Linked DNA regions of Mus musculus: all the other regions are linked to region 1. Evidence: chromatin loops called from intact Hi-C (ENCODE). Cell type or tissue: left cerebral cortex. All regions are shown on one strand. Region 1 has its middle 64 kb from the start of Il1b. Region 2 holds the start of Gm14023 (predicted gene 14023). Region 3 has its middle 6.8 kb from the start of AI847159.

Region 1 (8,000 bases):
TTGGCTGTTATACATCCTTGGAAAAATATAGTGAAAGGGAAGGAAGAGGGGTAAGGATTACATCATGTGGATGGGGTCACAAGTTAGTAGTGTAGGTTGAAAAACATGTTTTGTTGTTTACATCATATCTAAGAAACAGGAACCTATTCTTAATTCAAATAGAGGCCTTAACTTGCAAGGAATTAGCAAAGACAAACAGGAACTTTCTCTTTAACTACAGATGTCTTAGCCTGCACAGGACGACCAGGAGCCTATTCTTAACTGTCTTAACTGCAAACAAACCTTAACCTATCGTCTATGTTGTTCCTGCTTTGGTCTCACATGTTCTGTTGAACTATGCCATTTTCTTTAGTTTTCCTACCCTACTTTTTACAGCAACATAAATTTAATCTACTCCATTAATAGTCTTAATATTATAATAAAAAATAAAGTTGAGATTGGGGAGGTTACAGTGACTCACGTTGCTGGATCTGTTGTGGGTTTTTTTTTTTTCACACTTTTCCTTATTTGCTGGGTAGTTTTTATTCATTGGACCATTTTCCCTTGTCACTCAGGAAATGCACTCTAGGTCTTTATTAGTAATCTGTATCTCCGTGAATGCCACTACCCTGTTTCCAAAAATGCAGGATGCTGCCATCCATTCATCAACTCCTGGAGTCTATATCATTGCTAAAACATCCTGGATATATCTTAAATTTAGCCATCTTCATCATTATCAACATCCTGGTCATTCACAATGTCATGCCATACATTTATTGTGGTCTTTCCCCAGACTAAGTTAGGAACATCTGTTAGGAAACACAGCCACAACCATGTGACCACCCACAATAGAAAGTCTCACTTGTTACCCTTGGAACAAAATCAAAGCTCATTAACAACGTTCATGTAGTACTTCTGACTTCTGCTTTAGCCCCTGCATATCCCACATTCCCCACGTTTACTTTAATCCAGGTACCCTAGCTCTCCAGCAGATTTTTTTTTTTTAACTTGGCCTGTGTCCTGTAGGAAGCACTAAGATCTTTGTGCTCATAGGTAAGCACTGGGGGACCTAGAACATTAACCACTCAGGGTTGTTCCTTCAAGGGAATGCTATACCTATTATCTGCCCCAAGTGCTGAGAGCAGCTGTGTTTAATAGCCTGATGATGTTTGTTTATGCTTGTGGCTGGCTGGAGACTTTTCTGGTATCAGATCCTCCCCCAATACCCTTTGTTATAAAATATAATGTGGAGCCCGTGTGGGTAGGGGGATAATTGGCCAGCCCATGCCAAGGTACCCCCTGAGAAAACACACCATGTGATAGACCTGACATAAAGGAAGTTTATTTGGGGGAAAGGAGGGGAGTGAGGACCTGGAGAAGGGGTAGAGGCAGGCAGACAGAAGGGAGCAGAGAAGGAGGCACAGAGAAGGACACACAGAGAGAAAGGCTGGGCAGCTGGGAACATGTAGGAACAGAAAAAGAGAGGGAGAGAGACACAGAGAGAGGGACACGGTAGTCACAAGCAGTCATTTTATACTCTACTAAGTGCACCGCCCACATCTGGTTGCAGGTAATGGCCACAGATGATGACATAAGCCATTTTTTGGGTCCCTGAGATGAGTCTAGGGGCATTATCTGTAAGTTAACATTTTTTCCATAAATATGCTTTTCTCAGTCAGTCTATAGAACCTATATTTATGGACTTTACAGTTTCAGTGAAGTCATATACAATTTTTATTTAGCTTATTTTGTTCCTCAAAGAAATTTATCTATGCTTTATTGTGGATGTGAGATTGAGTTAATTATAACCAGAATAAATTTTCACCAAATTGTGCTGTACTTACATATGCCAAAAATAAACTACTGGGAGTCAGACCCTGGTAGTTTGAACCAACACCTACTACTGAGTCATGGTGACCTGAACTGCCTTCTTATCTCCTGTGGATAGTCACTCTGAAGGCCATGGAGGTCACAGAGACTGCTGTAAATGTTACCTAATGTGTGGAGCTTGGCCCTCGCAGAAGGTTAATATGTATATATATTGATAGAAGTGGAGGGTCTGCATTTGGTTCTCTCAGCCAAGCAGTTGTAACCATAAGAGAGAGTGAAATAGGTGTGGCTTCCCCTCAGGCCTCCAAGGTAACACACTTTACACAATTATTGAGATGCCTGTGAAGATGCATAGGAGCAAAAATATTCAGTGCACTAGCTCTGCAACTTTGTGCAAGTGACTATAAAACTTAGCCCCTGGTTTCCTGAACAAGGGACCATTGGTGGTGAAAATTGGAGAGGAGTAGGAGCTAATGTGAAGAGACCATGAAAAGAGGAATAAAATCCTGTCAATTACTTCAACATCTGGACTACAGTGATGCCCTCACTGCTTGGATCCCTTCCAGGAGGACCATAAAGAGGAGGATCCTCTGGACACACCTCTGCAGGGTGAGGCTGACTGGGAGACCCTGAGGCCATCTCAGCCCTACCCCGAGTCTGCCTACCAAGCTGTGGCCCCAGCCTGTGCTAGAGGTCTCCTCCCTTTCCCCATGGAAAACTCAGGCTAAGGAATGTTGAGGCCCCCTTTATAGGGAATTAAAACAGGCCCGATTTCTAGTATAGGAATTTCAACTAGGACACAGAGCCTTCAGTTGGTCCCTAGAATTTCCGTATTTTTGTAAGCCATAAAAAGGCAAATAATGAATGTTCACTGTTACATGATCTCAGGGGCATACTACTATGAAAAAAATGGGGGGGGGGGTGATCCCTTCAAAGGGCTTTCTGCTCCTGTTATGATTCCTCAAATACATTAAATTATTATTCTTGATTTAAAAGATGGCCTTTTCTCTATTTCTTTTTTATCCTGATGATAAGAACATTTTGCATTCCCCTTTTCTACTTTAAATCTATCCTTAAGCCTCATTTTACCATCCTCCCTGCTTAGAACTTCCCAAACAATGTTCCCTCAATTATTTACAAAACTTTTGGGGCCGCATCAGTTTGGCAGGTTCTTATCTGCCTATTGGCACTACAGATTTGGCTCTGCTCTTTAAGTAGCTTTCCAGAGACTCTTAGGCAAACCCTGTAAGAAACATAACACCTGAAATGGAGTGAGTTATTAGCTTACTTAATAATGCTGCTACCAAAGTGGTAGCTTAGAGAATTAGTCCCTTACTTCTTTATGAATTATTTATCCTTCCTTTCTCCTCCTCATCTACTGGAATTATACATCAATAAGGTCATTATAGTCTTATAGGAATTTATACATGTCACAATGATCTGTAACTCCTTATTTAAAAGAAAATATAGACTTAATGATGGGAAGGACCGGTCTTAAACAACTTACTGGTAAAGAGACCACAGAAATCACTGTGCCATTAAATAAAATGCAGGATGATTTTTCATTCCACACTGACAATACTTGGCAGATAGTATTTATATGTTACTCTGGACACATAAATAATCATTATCCTAAAGATCTCCCTTTAAGATATTTTTGAAGGTACCCCCATGAGTAGTATCTAAAATTACAACTAATAAATCCTGTAGAGACCACTCGTATGCTCTTTCAGATGGCTTTTCAAAAGGACAAAGAGCTTATGTTTTATATACAAATCCAACATCATCCTCAAAAAAGATTGGACCCATCCTGGTTATCTGAACTCACTACAGTCATTCAGCTTTTAAGGGATGTTTCTGGGTCCTTAAATATTGTAACTGACTCTGCATATTGTATTCCAATGGTTTCTCTTTTAGAAACTTCCAGACTTAAATCCAAACCCACTACTGATGTTATTTCACAGTTATCCTCTCTCTTCAGGAATCTATATGAAAAAAATCAGTCTTTCTTCATGAATCATATCTGTGCTCGTTCTAATTTGCCAGGACTGTTAGCATCCACTAATGTTCAAGCCAACCAATGTGCTGGCCTCCTCCTTGCCCCTGGTACTTTTTTTTCAGACTGCCCAAAAATCCAATTAATTTTATCTTTTTGTTTTTCTTTTACACCACTGCCCTCTGCTGGCATAATTAATCCTGAAGGATTAAAACCATTTGACAAACAGATATTTCTCATATTCCAGAATTTAGATGTTTAAAATATGTTCTTATAATAGTTAATACTTTAAAAATATGACTTTTGCTTCTGCTAACAGGAGTAAAACAACCTTGGGTGCCATTAATCATTTATTATTCATCTTCTCTTTTCTAGGATTTCTACTACAACTAAAAACTGATTGTGGTCCTGCTTATATTAGCAAGTGCCTTAAGGCAATTTATTGACTATTGACCACATCACTGATATCCCTTAAGATACAAGTCCCTGATACCAACTTGTGTATTAGTTACTGCTCTATTGCTGTGAATGGGATACCATGGCATTCAGATTATAGAGGAAAGGGTTTAATGGGGGACTTGCTTACTGTTTCAGAGGGTTAGTCCATGATCATGATGGCAGGGAGCATGAAGTCAGGCAGTTAAGCATGGTTCTGGAGCAGTAGTTGAGAGCTTATGTCCTGATCCACAGACAGCAGGAAGAGAGATCAAGACTTGGCCTGGTATGTGCTTTGAAACCTCAAGGCCTACTTGTGGGGACATACCTCTTCTAGCAAGTCCACACCAACAAAGTCAGACTTAATCCTTCCCAAACAGTTCCACTAACTGAGGCTCAAACATTCTAATATATGAGCTTATGAGGGATTTGCTCATTCAAACCACCACAGACCTACAAAACTCTTTCTATCTTTTCTACACTGGGGGCTTGAGGAGGGTGTGGTCACCCAAGGTCAAGGAGATGAGATAGGAGAGTGATCAGAGGGAAGGTGAGAGAGGAGTACTTTTTGAATGAATGTGGAGTTTAGATGCTAATAGGAATCAGTTTCCAAGTAATTTAAAGCCTTAATTATTGCTCAGTAAATAAAAAAGGACAAAGAACAAGCTAAACTATTCATGTCATGTATATACATTAGATTATGTGTGCTTTCAATTTGGATGTGAAAGTGATACTGATATTTATACACCACATGTTACAGGAAGTGTTTAATGCATATTCTTAAACAACAGGAGTTAAGTTATAGGCAGACTATAACACAGGTGCTTATAGACCATGAGTTTCAGGTAGTGATGCCAATAGTACATAAACAATAGGCAGAAAATAATGCAGATGTGGATAGGTTATGAGCTGTAGCCATGAGCTATAGCTACACATATGTGTAACACAGATGCATATAGGTCATGACAAGTAAAGCAGCGCACATGGCTATACTTCTATAGCAGCACAAGAGGATACACTTGTACTAATACAACAAAGCACACAGATGTAGAAGTACAGCACTGCACATGACCAAGCTGGTGCTGCACTGCACAGGAGTGTTCAAGTAACACAGTGTCTATCTATGTACATAATCTTGCAACACTGAAGATAAATAAACACAGAATGAAGATAAAAAAAGAAATGGAGAGACAATTAAGGGGAGGCAAAAAGAAAGAAATGAGTTGAAAAAGGGTAAAGAAAAAGAAAGACAAAGAAAAAGAGAGGATAAAGAAAATGAAGGGGGATAAAAAGGGGATAAAGAAAAAAGAAGAAAAAATAAAGCAATGATGAACCAAAAATGGAAAAAGAACATAAAGATAAGAAAGCAAACAGAGAAAAGATGGAAGACATACGGAAAGAGTAAAAAAGGCAGACAGACAGAAAGAAAAAGATTGAAGAACAGAAAAAGAACAAAGAAAGAAAAAGATTAAAATAAAGACAGACAGAAAGAAAGATGGACAGAAAAAGAAGAGAAAGATGAAAGAAAGAAAGAAAGAAAGAAAGGAAGAAAGAAAGAAAGGAGAAAGAAAGAAGATAAAAAATGAAGATGGAAGTTAAATGAGAAAGAAAACATATAAGAGAAAGAAGGGAAAATCAAGATAAAGAAAAAGAAAAAGAAGGATAGAAAATGGAAAGAATAAAGACAGAAAAAAAACCAGAAGGGAGAGAAAAAAAAAGACAGAAAGAAACAAAGAAAAGGAGGAAAAAGGCAAACAGAAAATGGAAAAAAAGGTGAAGAAACAAAAGACTGAAAGCAACCAAAAAGGGAAAAATGAATGTCAGAAAGAAATACAAGAAAGAGAAGAAAAGTTTAAAAAAAAAAGACAAGAAAGAAAGGAAAAAAGAAAAAAGACAGAGAGGGAGAAACCAGAGATAGGAAAAAAATAAGTATAAAAGATAAAAAAAGATACAGGGAAGAGAAAAAGTGAAAAAAACCCCACAGAAATAATGAAAAGAGGCAGAAAAAAAGAAAGCAAATAAACAATCAGGACAAAGGTAAAAGAAAGAGAAAGAGAAGAGAGACAGAGAAGCAAAGTAACAAAGGAAGAACAAAGGAAAGACAGAATAAATAAACAAGAAAGAAGAAAAGAGAAAATAGAAAGATGAAATAAAACAAAGGAAAGAAAGAAAGAAACATTGTGGGGAAAATCCAAAATACAGGAAGAAAATAGAGAAAACAAAAGAAGAAAGAGATTTTTTAAAAGAGAACAAAAAGAAAGGGAAAAAGATATGAATAAAAAGAAAGGAAATAAAAAAGAAAAGAAGCATGAAAGACCCTAAGAAATACACACACACAAAAAAAAAAAAAAAAAAAAAAAAAAAAGGAAAGGAAGAAATATTTTGAAAGACAGGGGAAAAATCAAAGAAACAAGTTAGAAGAGGGAAAATTAAGAAAGAAAAAAGTGAAAGAAAGAAAAATCAAAGTGGAGGAGAAAAGGAAGAACAGATAAATAAAACACAAAAGTTACAAAAGTAATATAAAAGGAAGATAGAAAGGAAGGAAAAACATGAGAGACAGAATGTCAAAAGCAAAGTGAATTAAGAAAAGATAAAATGAACAAGAAGAAAGAAAACATAATGTAAGGATGAAGGAAAGAGCAAGAATGAAAAGCAGAAATATTTAAAAAGGGAAAATAAAGAACTGAATCAAGAAAGAAAAACAAAAGAAAGGAAGAGATAAGAAGCAATGGAGAAACAAAGACTGACTGACAGAAGAGAGAAAGGATAAAAGTCAGAGAGTGAACGACAAAGCAAAAAAGAAGGAATAAAAGACAGGAAGAAATATAGAAAGATGGCTCAAGAGAAAATAAAAAGCAAAGCAAGAAGAAAAAAGAAAAATCAAGAATGGATAAACAAAAGACAAAAAATATGAAAGAAGAAAGAAAGACAAACACAGAAAAAGAAAAGGTAAAACAGAAAGAATAACAGAATTTAAGAAAATAAAGGAAAAAAGAAAAAATGAACAGAAAAAGAAAATCAAAAAGGCAGAAGGAACAAAGGAAGAAAGCAAATCAATACAAAAAAAGAGAAAATGAATTAAGAAAGAAAAACAGAGTAAAATGAAAAATAAAGGAAGAAAGTGATGGGAAAAGAAAAGAGGAAGACAAAATAGAGAAAAAGTTGGAAAAGCAAGAAATAAAAATAACAATGAAAGAAAGGAGAAAAGAGAGAATGAGAGGTGGAAAAAGAAAAAAGACCGAAAGAAAAAAAAAGGTAGAAAAACAAACATGGGGCTGGCAAGATGGCTCAGTGGGTAAGAGCACTGCCTAACTTCAAATCCCAGCAAACATATGGTGGCTCACAACTATGAGGTAATGAGATCTGATGCCCTCTTCTGGTGCATCTGAAAATAGCTACAGTGTACTTATGTTTATGTGATGGTTTGTATATCCTTGGACCAGGGAGTGGCACCATCTGAAGGTGTGGCCTTGTTGGAATAGGTGTGACCTGGTTGGAATGGGTGTGTCACTGTGGGTGTGGGTATAAGATCCTCACCCTAGTTGCCTGGAAGTCAGTCTTCCACTAGCAGCCTTTGGATGAAGATGTAGAACTCTCAGCTCCTCCTGCGCCATGCCTGCCTGGATACTGCCATGCTCCCACCTTGATGATAATGGACTGAACCTCTGAACCTGTAAGCCAGCCACAATTAAATGTTGTTTTTTTATAAGACTTGCCTTGGTCATGGTGTCTGTTCACAGCAGTAAAACCCTAACTAATA
Region 2 (8,000 bases), 130 kb before region 1:
GGCGGGATAACAGGAAATGGACATTCGGCGATTCCCACTGGGGACCTCCCCTGAGGCTCTGCGATTGGAGAGTTTCTGAGAAGGCCCGCCCTATGGCTAGGTCACTTCCGCAGCGGTGCCTCTGAGGTGGGAGCTGGTGGGTGATGCTGGCTGGCGGAGGAGTGGCTCTAATTGTAGCCAAATTTGGGTTAAGGACGGTTGTGACAGTTGAAGAAACGGGGAGAAACAAGCCGGAGCCTAAGTCTCTGTGCTATCAGTTAGGCTGGCTTTGGCTGCAAATAATAGCATGCCAAACGAAAATGGTCCGTATCAGTTATTGTTCTCATTCTTGTAGCCGAATACCGGACAGAAACAACATAACTCCGTGTAGTCCCTGAGCAGCTCGCGGGAGCTGTCAAAATGGCGCAATCTGTCAAAAGTGTCTCAAGGGAAGGGCATCCTAAGACACAGGAGCTCAGGAGCCACACAGCTCTGAGGTGGGACAGTGTCCCCTTGGAAAGGCACCCTGAGACTCGGAAACCCAGAAACCACAGAGCTCTGAGGGTCAGAAGGTATTCCTGTGGAAGGACACCCTGAGACATCAGAGCCGGGGAACCACACAGCTTTGAGAGGAAGCCTCGTCAGCTGAGGCAGTGCAGTTCCCAGGGGAGGGTATCTCCAGCTCAGCCCAGGAGCTCAGGAGCCTCTGCCCCGCTCCACTTCTTTGTTTCTTCCCTTCCTCTGTCAATTGCTTCTTGGCTTCTTCCAACGCGAAAGTCATATGAGGCAGCAAATCTCGTAAAAGATATTTATTGGAGAAGGATGTTATGGTGGGAAGAGAAAAGGGCAAGGGGTTAGAAGAGTTTTTAAAAGAATAACAAAGATTTCCTAATAGAAAATGTAAAGAACAGAATTATATAAATTTAAGAATGGAAATAAAACATGGAAACATAATAGTTTATTTAAACAGAAAAACATCTACAAGGTAAAGTTAAAATGCTAACAAAGGCCTGCTAGAAAGAAAAAAAAAATCATGAAGGAAAGAGAAGGAAAAGGTTATCACTGGCATACCTAAACATTATCAGGTGAGTGAAGGAGAATAAAAAAAAAATCACAAAAGTTTTTGCTTTTGTTTTTGTTTTTTAATATGATAAAAAGCGCTGAGATGGCTGGGGTAAGGAGCATGCAGTGCTCTGGCAGGCCACCAGAGTTGGTTCCCAGCACCCATATTACATAACACATCTGCCTGTAACTCTAGCTCCATAGGGTCTGACATCCCGACATCCACTTGTGTGACAAGACTTTCCCTGAGGAGATGTAACACATGGCTACTTACTGCAGACAGACAAAAGCTTGGATACCACCAAAGCTCAACACGTCTTATCGGGGCTATGTACAAGAATTTGGGTGAAGGGTTACTGCACATTTCAGGTGTTCAATTATTGTTTCTGTGAATTTCCAACCCCACTTTCTAAAATAGAGTCTATTACTCCTGATTCTGACTTTCTTTTTCATTAGGTCACAGGAAAGCAGCTTCTAACCTGCTGTATTGTCTCTAAAACCACTACTTGGTTTTGGTGGTACATTATATGGTGAGTTTGTATGGACATCTACATCGGCATACACATGTACTGAATATGGATTGTATCCTTTAACTGAGCCTGGAAATATTATAATTTTCAGTGCTATCTATCTGTGAATACTGGCAGCTAGCAAAAAAAAAAAAAAAGAAAGAAAAGCTATGGAACCTGAATTTTTTTTAAATGCATTTTTTGGGGAAAACAACAAAATGTAGCAAAATATAGTAAGATAAAACAGAAATCATCATATATAAGTTGGACAAGCTATGCCAACAGAAAAATGAAAGAGCTCCAAGAGTAGGCAGAAGAATCAGAGACTTACTCATTTCCATTCAGGAGTCCCATCAGAGCATAAACTGAAAGCTAGAGTGTGTGTACAGAAACCTGGGCAGACCTGTGTAGGCCCTGCGGCTGCTGCTTCAGGCTTCAGGCTCTGTGAACGCATATGGGTTTTGCTCAGTTATTTTAGAAGGCCTTGTTCTCACATCCCTTCTGTCTCCCCGACTCCTGTCTCCATTTCCACAGGGTTCCCTGACCTCTGAGGGGAGGGATTTGATGGTGACATCTCCTTTAGAGCTGTGTGGAATCCTGGTTTTGTAAGGTGATGCTAACTTTAGTGAATTACGTGAGTGCTGACCAGTTGTCCCTAACTTTTAGGCAGTGAAGTAATAAAGACAACAAATAACAAAAACCCCTTCACTGCATCACAACAAAACATAACAACAACAAAACCCAAACCATCCCATTGCAAAACCCAAACAGAAAAGATAACAAATAAATACATCAGCTCAAACCTGTTTTATTTAATTATGATTAATAATAATGAGTTGATTGTTATTGTTGATAGTTACATGACACTGTGGTTTGAAAAAAAAATTGGAATCCAGGGGAAACACTGATTACATTCTAGAAAAGAAACTTCAGGTATCAGTGATGTGGTTGTCACAGTTAAGCTCTTTCCATCTTTAGATGGTTGGTGTTAGTTACAGGTGAGACTGAATGATGTAAGAATACCCAGACAGCTTTAAGGACGGGAGGGAGAAAGACTGACTCAATTATCATTTTAGATGCACAAAGTAAACAGCACAGATTAAGATCATGATGAAAGGGCTCCCAAGTGCAGGAATGTACGGAGAGCTTCGTGGCTGTGGAAAAAGTGTAAAAGTCTGTAGCATGGAGCTCTAGAGGAGACTACATCTAACTGACCACCTAGAAAACCCTGCTGCGAGGGTGCCGTCAAGCTCAGAGGATTTAAGGATGTTCCATAAATAATATAATTATCATAAATATATTTATAAATACATAGATAAAATAACTTAAAAATAACATTCAACAGTCTGTCTCCTTCTTGAGGTCTGTTACAGGAGGATTTCATCCAAATGATCTCACTGGAGTAAAACCCACTGAGGTAGGAAAGATGTAGCTATTGTCCCCTTCCTTTTGAAAATGACAGCATTAAGTTCTTATACCTTTATCCTACTCAACTGGCATTTTGAAGCCGAAGGTGCACAGTGAGATTGGTCTGTGAATTTATATTCCAAATGCATTGAGTGTGCTTTTCAGTTGTTTTATCCCTTTGTTAACCCATCTGTAATATGTGTAGAGTCTTTTTGATCCTCCTAAGAATGCCATGCAGAATAGTAATTAAAATGATTAGTACTGAGCAAACTATAGGGTACTCTTTAAAATAACAGATAGTATCATATGTCGGGGTGGCTCCACTAGGGTTTGCTCTTCTCTTACAAAGAGGGTAAACATTCATTTAGAATTACAGAGACTCAGCACATGCTGTGCAAGTGACTCAGGGTGAGGAAGGTTCCTGTACATGGTACATACAGACTGTCAGCACTTCCCAAGTGAATAGACTCCCGAAATAAGGCTGCTTTTATGATATCTGGAAGTCTGTCATAGAGGGCAGTCCCCGTGCCAGGTGCACCCGACTTTGTTCTTTGGTGGCAATAAACAGCTCTGGATAAGCAGCTGATGTGAAGTAGTTCTTAGAGTTGATACTTTTCCAGAAGAAAATGAGGTCGGTCTCACTACCTGTGATGAGTTTTGGTGTTTCTGGCAACTCCTGTGATAGCAGAATAGAATTCTGTTAGTGCATAAGAAGGCATTGGGAAAAAAAAAACCCTGAAGGGCAACCCTCCAGTATCTGGACTTCATGAGAAACAGCGCTCTCGAGCCTGCCTCTGCGATCTGGGTTCTTTCATTTGGTCACTCATCAAGCATTTACTGCATGCCTATTTGATGTATGGTCCAGATGATCCATAAGAGTTGATTACCTTAGTTAATTGGAGAGAAATCTCAGTGAGTCATGAAGACTGTCAATGATACCTGAATGTCCTAAATCCAGACAAGTGGGGGTGAAACGCTGCCTGTGTACATCCTGTCTTTAATGCTGGCACAGGGAACTCTCATCAAGTCTGAACACTGAAGATTGTAAGACTTCTAAACATTCTGACCCCTGAGTATTCAAATTAAACCTTTACAAAAACAGTGGAGCGTGGGATGACGTCTACCTCTGCATTTCGGTTGCAATCTGAAAGTAAACCATGTACATACACACAACAGCAAGTACCAGGAACTCCACACGGCTTCCCTGATCTGAGCAGCTGACTGCTCTGGGGATAACCCTTTTAGACTGTGTTCTTCCTCTGAGTATGAATACAACCCGATAATAACCTTCATGGCAAAATATATTGCGGATTCCATGTTGTTGAGACCCTCCCCCTTTTGTATTCTTTTAAATCTAAGAAAGCAACCTGATTAGCTTCCTTTGGGCTTTGAACTTTCATTAAGACCTGTACTATCCAAACCTCTTCATCTCCCCCTTTTACCCCCTTCCTTTGGTTATTCTACCTCCAAATGACTACACAGTCCTCTTCCTGTCTACATGGTCACCGTATTCTTCTACTGTGCTTCTTCTCTAACTTCCCAGCTGAGCTCTCTGCTCTCTCTAGTGCTTTTGTTCTGGACTATTGTCTATTTAAGAAATATAAATGGCACCAGCACCCTGCACCCTCTGAAAGCCTTTGGTGGCTTTCAACTGTATACCAAATGACCAGGACCAAAAGCGCTCCGCTGTTACTTGCAGCTGGCCTGTGGGCTCATGAAGCTCTAGGGAACTCAGGTCTTTATAGTGAACTGAGATCCTTCTGTTGGGATGTCCCATCCCTACCTTGTATTAGCTGGTCTGTCTCTCAGAGGGTCTGCTCTTGTCCCTCCCTCTAAATAACACTCCTCCATTTTTCTGTCTTAGTGTCTTGGGCATTTTCTGTCCAACATCTTACTTTGTTGTTGTCTATTTGACTTATCTACTGTACTAGAGGACTGTGTTCCATAAGGTTAGGAATTTTGGCTCACCACTCTAGATAGCTTTTAATGCTGTGCTTGAAAAATAGAAGACTTTCAGTAATTAATAGCTTGTTGAAGGGATTCATGAATGAAGCTACTGCCCTACTCAGTAGATAATACTTTCATTTGATTCTCACAGAGAAATACAGACACCCACATATACTTTAGGACAGGAGGCATTGGATTATACATTTACTGGACGAGAGTTATATGCTTCTCTATGGTAAAAATGTCTAATGCTAAAATGTGGATGTGTACGTGTGTGTTTGAGGGAGATGGTCACAGAGAATATGGGCATGGGACGAGAGACAATAGCATTATCAATGGACCACTGGAGTGGGAAGGCTAAGGCTTGAGTATTGTGGCTCCTAGTTTTTGGCTTCGTGTGAACCAGTGAGCTGTTAACTCCTCTGTGATCTCAGTGGGCTTGTTTGAGATTTTCAGAGGCTGGCTCCATTGTCACAGTGCTCTGTACTGTGTAAATCAGATGGTGGATGTCATCTTAAAGATCAACAGAACAAATGGATGCTCTGGGATGGGAGGCAAATAGGGTCAAGGAGGAAAGGTGAGCAGGTGGTGGCTGTGGCTGCAAGGAGACTGTGTCATCCTAGGAGGGACATCTGCTTACTGTGATTGGTCACAAACAGTGGGAGGTGAATGAGGACAAGTTTGAGATGGAAGCCAACTGACCTTCAGCAACACGGGCTGGTCTTCTCCTTGAGCGCTCACGAACAGTTGTGAATCTGAGATTTTTAGAGTAACAGGATATTTAGAGTCGTCTCCTCCCGACGAGTAGGCATACATGTCAAATTTTACTGTCAAAGAAAGAGCCAGAAAGGAAGTAAATACACTATTATTTATTTATATAAGAAGAGGGGTTTAGATAGTGGCAGATGTGTGTGTGTGTGTGTGTGTGTGTGTGTGTGTGTGTGTGTGTGTGTGTGTGCTCCCAACTATGGTGTAAATGGTGTAAATGAATACATCATATTTATTTGTGGAGCTCAGGAGTGGGACTTTACACATTATTATTTTCATTTACAATGCCTGCTGCACTTACTAGGTGGGAAAATAAAAGTTTTCTATGTGAGTAGAATGCTTAAGGACCGAATTATTGCTGAATTTCTTCTCGTTAAAATAGTGGAATAAGACTTTGACATTTTTTGGTTTATGAGTTCCTAGTTGCTTAAAATGGAGTGATCTCTCTCTCTCTCTCTCTCTCTCTCTCTCTCTCTCTCTCTCTCTCTCTAACACACACACACACACACACACACACACACACACACACACACACACACACACACACACATCCAGCATAGTAAAATGACTGGTACCACCAGAAATGTAATGTAAATAAACAATAGGAGCAATAGTGGCAGGGGTTATAGTCAGTGACTGAGCATGCTTTGTGTGTGTGGCTTGGTTTTGATATCTAGCACCAAAAAGAAAGAGTTTGGGGGCCTAGTAGAAATATGATTACTAAGTCAGTATGTGGAGGAAATCATGTGAGATAAGTAGGGAATAGAGTACACAATAATTTACAAAAGTCATAAAGAGCCTGTTAACTGAAGTGTGCACAGTGTCTCTATTCAGAAAGAACCCTGCCTACTTATAAGGAGTTCCTTCTGTGGGTCTTTAAAAACAAGTTCGTATATTGATGATGCATTCTGCATCTAAAACAGGTTCATTATGGAAACTGGGTCTGTGTAACAAGAAATATTGAGCACGGAATTCCATCCTTCAGATCCCATGGCAGTTAAGGATTTTTGGTTTTCTTGTTACTTTATCAAAGTTAAAAAAAGCTCTTCCTAGATGAACGCTAGCTGTAATTCTGATCATCAGGTTCTCTTAACAGATAGGGACTGACTGCTCCCTGCTCTATCCGTTAAATATCTGTGATGCTCAGTTTTCTCTTCTTTAAAATTAGGATAGGGGGCCTGGAGAGATGGCTCAGCGGGTAAGAGCACTGACTACTCTTCTGAAGGTCCTGAGTTCAAATCCTAGCAACCACATAGTGGCTTACAACCATCTGTAATGAGATCTGATGCCCTCTTCTGGTGCTTCTGAAGGCAGCTACAGTGTACTTACATATAATAAATAAATCTTTGGGGCCAAGTGGCCCGGAGCGAGAAGAAAAAGTGTCCGAAGACAGCTACAGTGTATTTATATATAATAAATAAATAAATAAATAAATAAATAAATAAATAAATCTTTTTAAAAAATAAAAACAATTAGGATAGGGAATGTCTGTAAGCAGCAAGGAAAAGGCACATCAGGAAGCTCTCTGCTCTGGAGTAGTGAGCTGTCTTTTGGAACACATATTCTGTCCTTTGCAGGGATCCACTGTGGGAGTGGAGTGCTTCGTTCTGTTCTAGAAGAATTGTGAAAAGCCAGGGATGTAGATAACTCTGTGCTTTGAAAACAGAAAGTTTGAAAGAGGCAATGAAACTCGGGGGTGGGGCGAGGGGGGGGGAGTGACCGACTGATCATTACCTTCCTGTTGCAGGTCATTTAACCAAGTGGTGCTGAGATAGTGTTTGTCCACATCCTGATATATAGTTTGGTTGAGGGAATCATTCATGACAAACTTCTGCCTGACGAGCTTCATCAGTTTGTATCTCAAATCACTCTGGTAGGTGTAAGGTGCTGATCTGGGTTGGATGGTCTCTAAAATCATTACCAGAAGTTCAGGTTACCGCCTAGTTACAAACCTAGATGACATACACATGCCAGTACAAGCATAAGACATGCTCTGAGAAGGACTGGAGGGTAGCTAATCCAAGTGGAACACCAGAGTTGAAACTAGACACCAGAAGGCTTGATCCTACCTGGGGTTGTACTATTGGTTTTTCTTTTGTAAATCAATTCATCATGTAGTATTTTTATTTTACTTTTTAAAAGAAAGTTTTTGAGAAATGTTAACATTTTTGTTAGCCATTTTTGTTTCTTTCTTCCTTTTTATTTTTTCCTACAGGGTCTCATGATGGAGCCCTGGCAGGCTTGGGATTCACTTGACCGACAAGAATAGACTTGGAATCACAAAGATTCTCCTGCATCTACTTCCCACCGGGAAGCAAGTTCCCAAGT
Region 3 (8,000 bases), 260 kb before region 1:
AGCATTTGCTAGGGGACAGCGCCATTGACAAGATCTTCACTCTGGGGAACGCAGAGTTTCCTGTCAGCTGGGACAATGAGGTCAAACTTTGGACATTTCTGGAAGATAGAGCCTCACTTCTTTTAAAAACATATAAGACAACAATTGAGGAAGATAAGATCGTCTTGAAAAATCCTGACCTCTCTGTCCGGGCCACAATGGCCATCAAATTGTGCTTGGGTGAAAAGGAGATTTTGGAAAAAGCAGTGAAGAGTGCGGCCGCGAACTGGGAGTACTACCGTAAACACATGGAGGAGAGGGCACCACCGCAGAGATACGAGGAGAGTGACCTGGGGCTCTTGGAGGGTGGTGTGGGGGACTCAAGGCTCCCTCTGGTCCTGAGAAAGTTGGAGGAGGAGGCAGGTGTGCAGGAGTCTCTGAGCCTCACAGAGACTGTCAGCAAAGTCAAGGCTGCTGAAAATGGGCTTGTCAATGGGGAAAACTTGATCCCTAATGGGACCAGGTCTGAAAATGAAAGCTTAAGCCCAGAAGAAAGTGAAAACGTGACTGGAGAAGAGTCTTCAGGCAGCATGGCCAAGGTGAAGGAGCGATTTTGAGATGCTCATGGGATCCAGTCGAGCAGAAGTTTTGTACAGCCCACCACATCACCATGTTCCTTGTTAACATTTTTCTTATCGCAGAGAGGAAGATATGTTTTTGCTGCTTTATATAAAAGTGATTTTTAAGTTATTTTAAAGATCTAGCTTCCCTATTTGATTAAGATTGCCATCTTGCTTTTAGGCAGAAAAAAGTAGTGAATAGCAGCGGAGAGGAGAGGAGGCACCCTTGAACGACTGCAGACCAGCTGTGGGCACTTGCTGCTCCTCCAGGAAAGGGTGAGGTCCGTGCTCAGCTATGCTCGCAGGCCTGCTGTCCTCACTCCAGAATGAGTGCTGGCTCTGCCTCTGGCTGCAGAGTTGAGGCTGGACTCTGGAGTGGATGGTGGAGATGAGGCACAGTGGAGAGAAAGCTGGGCTAGGCCATTGAAATAGAGGCTGGATTTCTTAATAAGAATATCCCCAGTACCAAAAGAAAAGGTGAGGTGGCAACCTGATTTTTAATGGCTTAAAATGTTGATGATGATCCTAATTATATAAACACACACATATATCTAGTGATTTCTAAGGATTTGTTTACTTTTTGTGTTCTGTTTTGCTGTATTAAAAACTTGTCCTTTTCCTTAAATCAAAGTAGGACTCGAGTCCTCCTCGTTTTTCACAGTGGCTTTGTTTCAGAGGTACACTGACTCCAGTGGTGTCAGGATGAGGTGGCCCCTGGCTTTCTGGTTCACAACAAGCTAGAGATTTTCAAAGCTACCCTTTTGAGTAAAACCCCTTATTAAAAGAGAAAAAAACATGTTTTCTATGCCTTTGGAAAGACACTGTTTTCCTTCCTCTACCCCTGTTGTTATCAGTAGGCTTGGTCTTTTCATGGTGCTACATGTAACTTGGAAATCTCATTCACACCTTCTTATTGTTTATCATCGTCCTTGTTTGTTCCATTTCTGTCACCGTGCTTAAAGGCTCCAGCGTTCTGTCAGTTGGTCCTATTGATGAGACTTCCGCAGAGATTTTTCGTTGACTTACTATGTCCTCTATGTCTATTATTTCAGGGTGGCTTTTCCTCAGTGTTTCCATCTCTTTGTTGAATTTCTCTCCTGTCTTGCAGCACTTTTCTTACTTCATTTGTCTGTTTGTGTTCTCAGCCAGGAGCTTACGCTCTTTGATTTCCTTGAACACACTTAGAATCTTGAGTCCACAATCTGGGATTTCATCTAACTCACCCTTATTATACACCGGTACTATAGGAGCAGTGGGCTTTTTGGGAAGAGTTTTGTTGTTTTGTGTGTGTGTGTATGTGTGTGTGTGTGTGTGTGTGTGTGTGTGTGTGTGTGTGTATTTCTTATGTTACTGGGTTGGGATTTGTGCATGTGGTGTTATTTCTTTGCTTGGTTTAATTTTTGTTTGTTTGTTTGTTTGTTTGAGACAGGGTTTCCCTGTATAGTCCTGGCTGTCTTGGAACTCACTCCGTAGACCAGGCTGGCCTCGAACTCAGAAATCCACCTGCCTCTGCCTCCCGAGTGCTGGGATTAAAGGCGTGAGCCACCACGCCAGGTTGGTTTAATTTTTAAAATAAATTATTATTATTATACATAAGTACACTGTAGCTGACTTCAGATGCACCAGAAGGGAGTGTCAGATCTCATTATGGGTGGTTGTGAGCCACCATGTGGTTGCTGGGATTTGAACTCAGGACCTTCAGAAGAGCAGTCAGTGCTCTTACCCACTGAGCCATCTCGCCAGCCCCCTTGGTTTAATTTTTAATCAGTTTTATTTTCTCAGTTGAAGTATTTGCAATGTTCCTGTGTGGTCTGGATGTGGTAGAGCTGAGTATACAGTTCAGAAAACAGTTTCTCAGTGCTGGAACTCAGAGGTCCTGGTGGAAGCTCTGGATTCTTCCTTCAGTGTGACATTACAGGGAGAGCCACTACCGTGCAAGTGTCATGCCAGCCAACTAACAACAGTGGTCCTATAACTTTAATAACTGCTGGAGGGTAACCTACAAAGGATAGTGTGGTACCTACTTTGACTTTACCTAATAAGATTAGGATGGGGAAAGAAATGGAGTGGGTGAGGAGAGATATAAGTAAATATATCGAGGTTGGGAAAGCAGCTAGGGAGGGAAAGTTGCCTGGGACTCTGTTAGGGTCCACAGATTTTAGTAACTTTTAAAGCGATGGAAGGTTATAATTCAGATCTAAAACAAGGGGAACCAGAGAGATGGCTCAGAGGTTAAGAGCACTGGCTGCTGCTCTTCCAGTTCCACGGGATCTGACACCCTCATACAGAAATACAAACAGGCAGAATACTAATGCATAGGAAATAAAAATAAATAAATCATTAAAACAAATTAAAAGTAAAAAGAAGCTTTAATATCTTGAATCCCAGCATTAAGGAGGCAGAGGCAGATGGATCTCTGTGAGTTCCAGGCCAGCCTAACCTACATATAGAGTTCCAGGTCATCCAGGGCTACAAAGTGAGACCCTGTCTAGGAAAAAAAACAAACAAAACAAAAAGAGGAACAGAAAGAGTAAGAGCAAGAAGACAAGACATAGGCATAAGGTGGGACGTGTCTGAGATGTGGTTGAAGAGTATACTAAAGAATGCCTTAAAATAGCCGGGCGTGCTGGGCGTGGTGGAGCACACCTTTAATCCCAGCACTTGGGAGGCAGAGGCAGGCAGATTTCTGAGTTCGAGGCCAGCCTGGTCTACAGAGTGAGTTCCAGGACAGCCAGGGCTACACAGAGAAACCCTGTCTCAAAAAAACCAAAAAAAAAAACCAAAAAACAAAAAAAACCCTGTCTCGAACCGCCCCCTTGACCCCCAAAAAAGAATGCCTTAAAATAAGCTGGGTGGGGAAATAAAAACCAGTTCTGCTTTGGAGTCCTCTTTTCTAGCACACCATGGTGGATGACAAGTGATGCTGGAAGCCGGAAGTGACCAGAAAGTGCCAGTTCCCACTGAGCATCTCCACAATGCCTGGGGGGCGGGGGGCGGGGAGGAATGCCTTTCAGCTCCAGGCTCTTCCCGAATTATAGTCCTAACCAAGCAGGCGCAAATCTATGTATCTTAAACTGAGCATGCGCTGGAATGGACCCTTCTGAAAGTGCCGTTCCCCCATATGAATATGTATAAGCCTGCTTGCCAATTCCTGACCCTTTCTCTGTGCTCTCCTGCCTGCAGGTGATGAGAATCCTGCCCGGTTTTGTGTCCTGGCTGGGATTTTCAGCCTTGAACTTGAAGTTACCTACACAGCCACGGCTGGAATGCTGGCGCCAACTTTGCTGTCTTCATTTTCTCCGTTATATTCAGTGTAGGACCCCACTCCACAGGATGGTGCCTCTCACTTTCAGTGTGAGTCTATCGCGCTCTGTTAAACTTCCCTAGAAACACCCTCACAAACACACCCAGAGGTGTGATTCCATGCTGAGTTTAAATCTTATTTGCCAGTGAAGATGAACTGTCACACTTACTACTGAATAGGAAAGCACATGTATTAGAATTTCTATGCTGCAGTGAACTCCATGACCAAAATTTACTTAGGGGAGAAAGAGTTAATCTTATCTTACAACTGTCAGGTCACACTGCATCAGTAAGAGACCTCAGGGCAGGAGTCTGGAGACAGGAATGGAAGCAGAAGCCATGGAGGAATCCTGCCTCCTGCCTTGCTTCTCAGGCCTTCTTCCGCCTACTTTCTGATACACCTTAAGACCATCTGCCCAAGGGAGCACTCGCTCACGTCAACCTAGATGGAGGAATTTTTCTTAACTGGATTTCCCTTTTGCCAAATGACTACAGTTTGCCAAAACCAACCAGCACAAGTGAAAGAAGCAGGCCTAATAAAAATATAAACCCCTCTCCACCAAAAAAAAAAAAAAAAAAAAAAAAAAAAGATTCCGCAGTTGTATGATTCTGTGTGACACCTGAGCCAGACTTCGTGAAGGTTCCCCATCGACTAAGCATCTTGTCACGTGGCCTGCAGGCCTGGATCTGAAGCCTCACCCTAAAGCAGATACTAACAGCATAAGGAGAGGAGGTCCAGGTACTCCTTGGGAGATGACCGGATGCAGTCAGTGCTCCATCGGGTGCCTTGACTTAGAACATCCCAGCAGAGGGCAGTCTGAACTCAGGCACCACTTTCCCCAGTCACTGGTTAGCCAACAAGGCAGATGGGTACCTTGCCCCCTCACTGCCCATGGGAGCTTGAACGTGGTGCCCACTGCTGGCAGCAGCGTCACTAGAGAAACAGGACGCACAAGGACACTGTGTAAAAAGGTTGTTTTGAGTTCTCCCCAAGCCTGGCATCCCGCCACACTCCCCATCTAGGATCCTGGGTTAAAGGCTCCTCCCTGTGCCGGCTGCTCTCTATTCCCACTCACTTTCAGATTCTGTTTCTCTGAGGCATAGATTCTTAGAGTCTTGGAGGTGGAAGGTTGGTTGCAGTAAGTCTAGAAGTTGGCATGTCAAATAGCTTCAAGGGCAGGTGGGGAGCCTAACTGGTGAAGCTGTTTTAGGAAGATGATGGCAGCTATGTTGAAGGAGGGAGGTGAGCCTTGTGAAAAAACAGCTCAATTCTATTGTTTTTCTAACAAGAAATTTGGCTGGGGTGGAGGAGGGGGAAGAGGAGGAGGAGGAGGAGGAGGAGGAGGTAGCTTGAGGGATGGATCAATGGTTAAGAGTATTGGCTGCTTTCCCAGAGGACCCTGGTTTGGTTACCCAGAATCCACATGGTGGCTTACAACCATCTGTAACACCAGTCTCTGGGCATCTGATACCTTCTTCTGGCCCTCTGGAACACTAGGCACACACCAGGTACATAGACATACCTATAGGCAAAACACCTACAAAATTATTTTTTAAAATTGGGGAGGATTTTGGAGGAGTTGGGATGGGAAAGAATACGATCAAAATATATTGTATCAACAATTTTTATTTAAGAAAGAGAGAGGGGGGAGGAAGGAAGGAAGGAAGGGAGGGAGGGAGGGAGGGAGGGAGGAAGGAAGGAAAGAAAGAAAGAAAGAAAGAAAGAAAGAAAGAAAGAAAGAAAGAGAGAGAGAGAGAGAGAGAAAGATGACCATGGGTTGAGTTGCATCATTGGTGATCAATTACTTCCTGATTTAATAGAAGAGAAAGTTAAAGGTCCAGAGAGGAAGAGCTGCTGCCTACCCAAGGAGGGGTTCTATGCCCTCTCTTACTAGAACCTGGCATGTTAATGTCGTGGTACCCTGGAGGAAAAAGGTGAATATAAGCAGAAGTAGCTGGACATGGTTGAACTTTCAGATCTGTCAGGCTGGTGGCTGCTGATTAATCCGAGATTACCTCATTTCCTTCCTTAGCCAAAGACAGCTTGTTTGGAGAAAGCAGCCTCCCCTAGGGCCCAGGGCACTCCTTTTCCTCAGTGAGTCACAGCCTCTGAACCCACTGTGGACAGCCTGACTCCAAGGCAAGAGTCCTCCCACTCCCACTTTTTCCAATGGACACTCCTGTCAGAGGCACTCCACTCCTTCAGCCATCTCTCTATAACTTAAACTAACTTACTCAGACATATTATATTCGCCTTGAAATGGGATCTTATGGGTCCAGAGGATTGCCAGTCTTCAATTTTTTTTTCTTCAAAGATTTATTTATTGTATGTATATGAGTACACTGTAGCTGTACAGATGGTTGTGAGCTATCATGTGGTTGCTGGGAATTGAACTTCAGGACCTCCGCTCACTCTAGCCCTGCTTGCTCTGGCCCAAAGATTAATTTATTATTATATGTAAGTACACTGTAGCTGTCTTCAGACACACCAGCAGAGGGCGTCAGATCTCAATTATGAATGGTTGTGAGCCACCATGTGGTTGCTGGGATTTGAACTCAGGACCTTCGGAAGAGCAGTCAGTGCTCTTAACTGCTGAGCCATCTCTCCAGCCCCAGTCTTCAATTCTTAAAGTTCATGTTTTTAAAAAGGTATAGGCATTGCTTTAGCTGGGGTTCCTATAACTGTGAAGAAACACCGTGAACAAAAGCAACTTGGGAAGAAAGGGTTTGTTTCATTCTTAGTTCTCTAGAACAGCTCACATCAAAAGTGGGAAAGGGAGGCACGCATGCAGGGCAGGAACTTGGAGGCAGGGGCTGATGCATAAAGGGGTGCTGCTTGCAGGCTTGCTCATCATGGCTTGCTCAGCCAGCTTTCTTATGTAACACAGGACCCCCCCCCCACACACACACACACAATGGGCTGGGACCTCCCACATCAATCACTAGTTAAGAAAATTCCCCACGGGTATGCCTACAGCCCAATCTGGGATTAAAGGCGTGTGGGTATTTTCTTTATTGAGGTTCCTCCCTTTCGGTTGACTTTAGCTTGTGTCAAGTTGACGTGAAACTAGCCAGCACAGATGCAGAGCGTGGTTTTCCTGCAACGTGTGCAGGACTCCTGGACGCTGCATGAGCCTGAAAAGGTCTTACAAGTGGTTTTTAGGACGCCAGTGTACACTAGCATTGTGTCCTCCTCTAGGAGGATGAGCAAGGCAGAAGCTTGGTTGTGGATACTTCTTTGCCTCCTCAGTTGCAGGGACTAGGCTGTGGCTACGTAACCCCTCACAAGGCTACGTAGGTCTCTTTAGGTCTCTGGCCAGGATTTGAAATGAAGCTAGCCCTGGGAAGAATGTTATTTCCTTGTCACTATGACTAACTCCAGTGAGGATTAACACAAAACAAATCCCTTTGTCATGGGCTGTCGCTGGTCCTGATCCTCCCAGCCAGCAGACACCAGAGGAGGGGGGTGGCAGAGTGGGAGGACAAGGACTAGAAGGAGGAGGTGGTAGTTGTGGTGGTGAGGCAGTCGTGAAAGAAATTACCTCAAGAATACCCTCTAGGGGAAGAAGTAAGAACAGGTACCTATTTGTTCAAGAAAAAAGGAACAAAAATAGAAATTAAAAAAAAAAAAAAAAGCAGAGACTAATGAGCTTAGCTACCTGCTGTAGGGCATGGCAGAGACAGGACAGGAGGGATAAAGCAGATGGAGTGGGAACAGGACTTCTAGACAGAGCCTTTTGTTCTGACATGACATTTAGGAGCCACTGCAAAATTAAAACTGAGAGTAAAATTTGGAAGAATATGGAGAACCCTAAAATCAAATGAAAAACAGAAATAAACAAATTAAAAGATAATGCCCTTTGACCTCCATCTTGCCTCTTTATAGTTAAAGCAATCAAACTTTTATGACGCATGAAGCAATTAATTAAACAATTCATTTAATCTCTGTGATTTCCTTTAGTCATGGCTACTTTGACAAGGCCTGGGATGGGTGATTTAAAAGTGCTCTAGGCCTCTGTGGGAGATGCTCCTAATCTGGCAGAGACTTGATGCCTCAGGGTTGGGGAAATACCCTGGCGGGGTTGGGGCGGGGCAGGG

What was found. Hi-C counts contacts between places; a loop is a spot of excess contacts. Peaks named below come from ENCODE experiments on the same cell type or tissue, not always from the same donor. Only the 100,000 strongest peaks of a DNase experiment are listed, where the experiment ranks them.
Region 2: a loop joins it to region 1, with 2.1 times the contacts of the local background. A loop is called at or near these places in 2 of 42 quality-filtered maps.
Region 3: a loop joins it to region 1, with 5 times the contacts of the local background. A loop is called at or near these places in 9 of 42 quality-filtered maps.

The regions. Positions count from the first base shown.
Region 1 is chr2:129,431,384-129,439,383 of GRCm38, forward strand. No RefSeq gene overlaps it. Among named protein-coding and RNA genes, the nearest start is that of Il1b, 64 kb to the left of the region's middle. In left cerebral cortex, a CTCF peak has its summit at 3,998 (motif pointing left); a DNase peak (open chromatin) is centred at 3,953.
Region 2 is chr2:129,297,267-129,305,266 of GRCm38, forward strand. It overlaps Il1a (interleukin 1 alpha), which reads right to left. Exons shown (of 7, transcript NM_010554.4): 5 at 7,407-7,580; 6 at 5,607-5,731; 7 at 2,344-3,633. The coding sequence ends at 3,445. Gm14023 (predicted gene 14023) reads left to right here and starts at 104. Exons shown (of 5, transcript NR_040371.1): 1 at 104-136; 2 at 1,498-1,571; 3 at 7,888-8,000. In left cerebral cortex, CTCF peaks have their summits at 1,159 and 3,288; DNase peaks (open chromatin) are centred at 54 and 3,401; H3K4me3 peaks cover 805 bases; H3K27ac peaks cover 790 bases.
Region 3 is chr2:129,169,893-129,177,892 of GRCm38, forward strand. It overlaps the pseudogene Gm14026. Among named protein-coding and RNA genes, the nearest start is that of AI847159, 6.8 kb to the right of the region's middle. In left cerebral cortex, CTCF peaks have their summits at 4,713 (motif pointing right) and 6,354 (motif pointing right); a DNase peak (open chromatin) is centred at 4,737; H3K4me3 peaks cover 234 bases.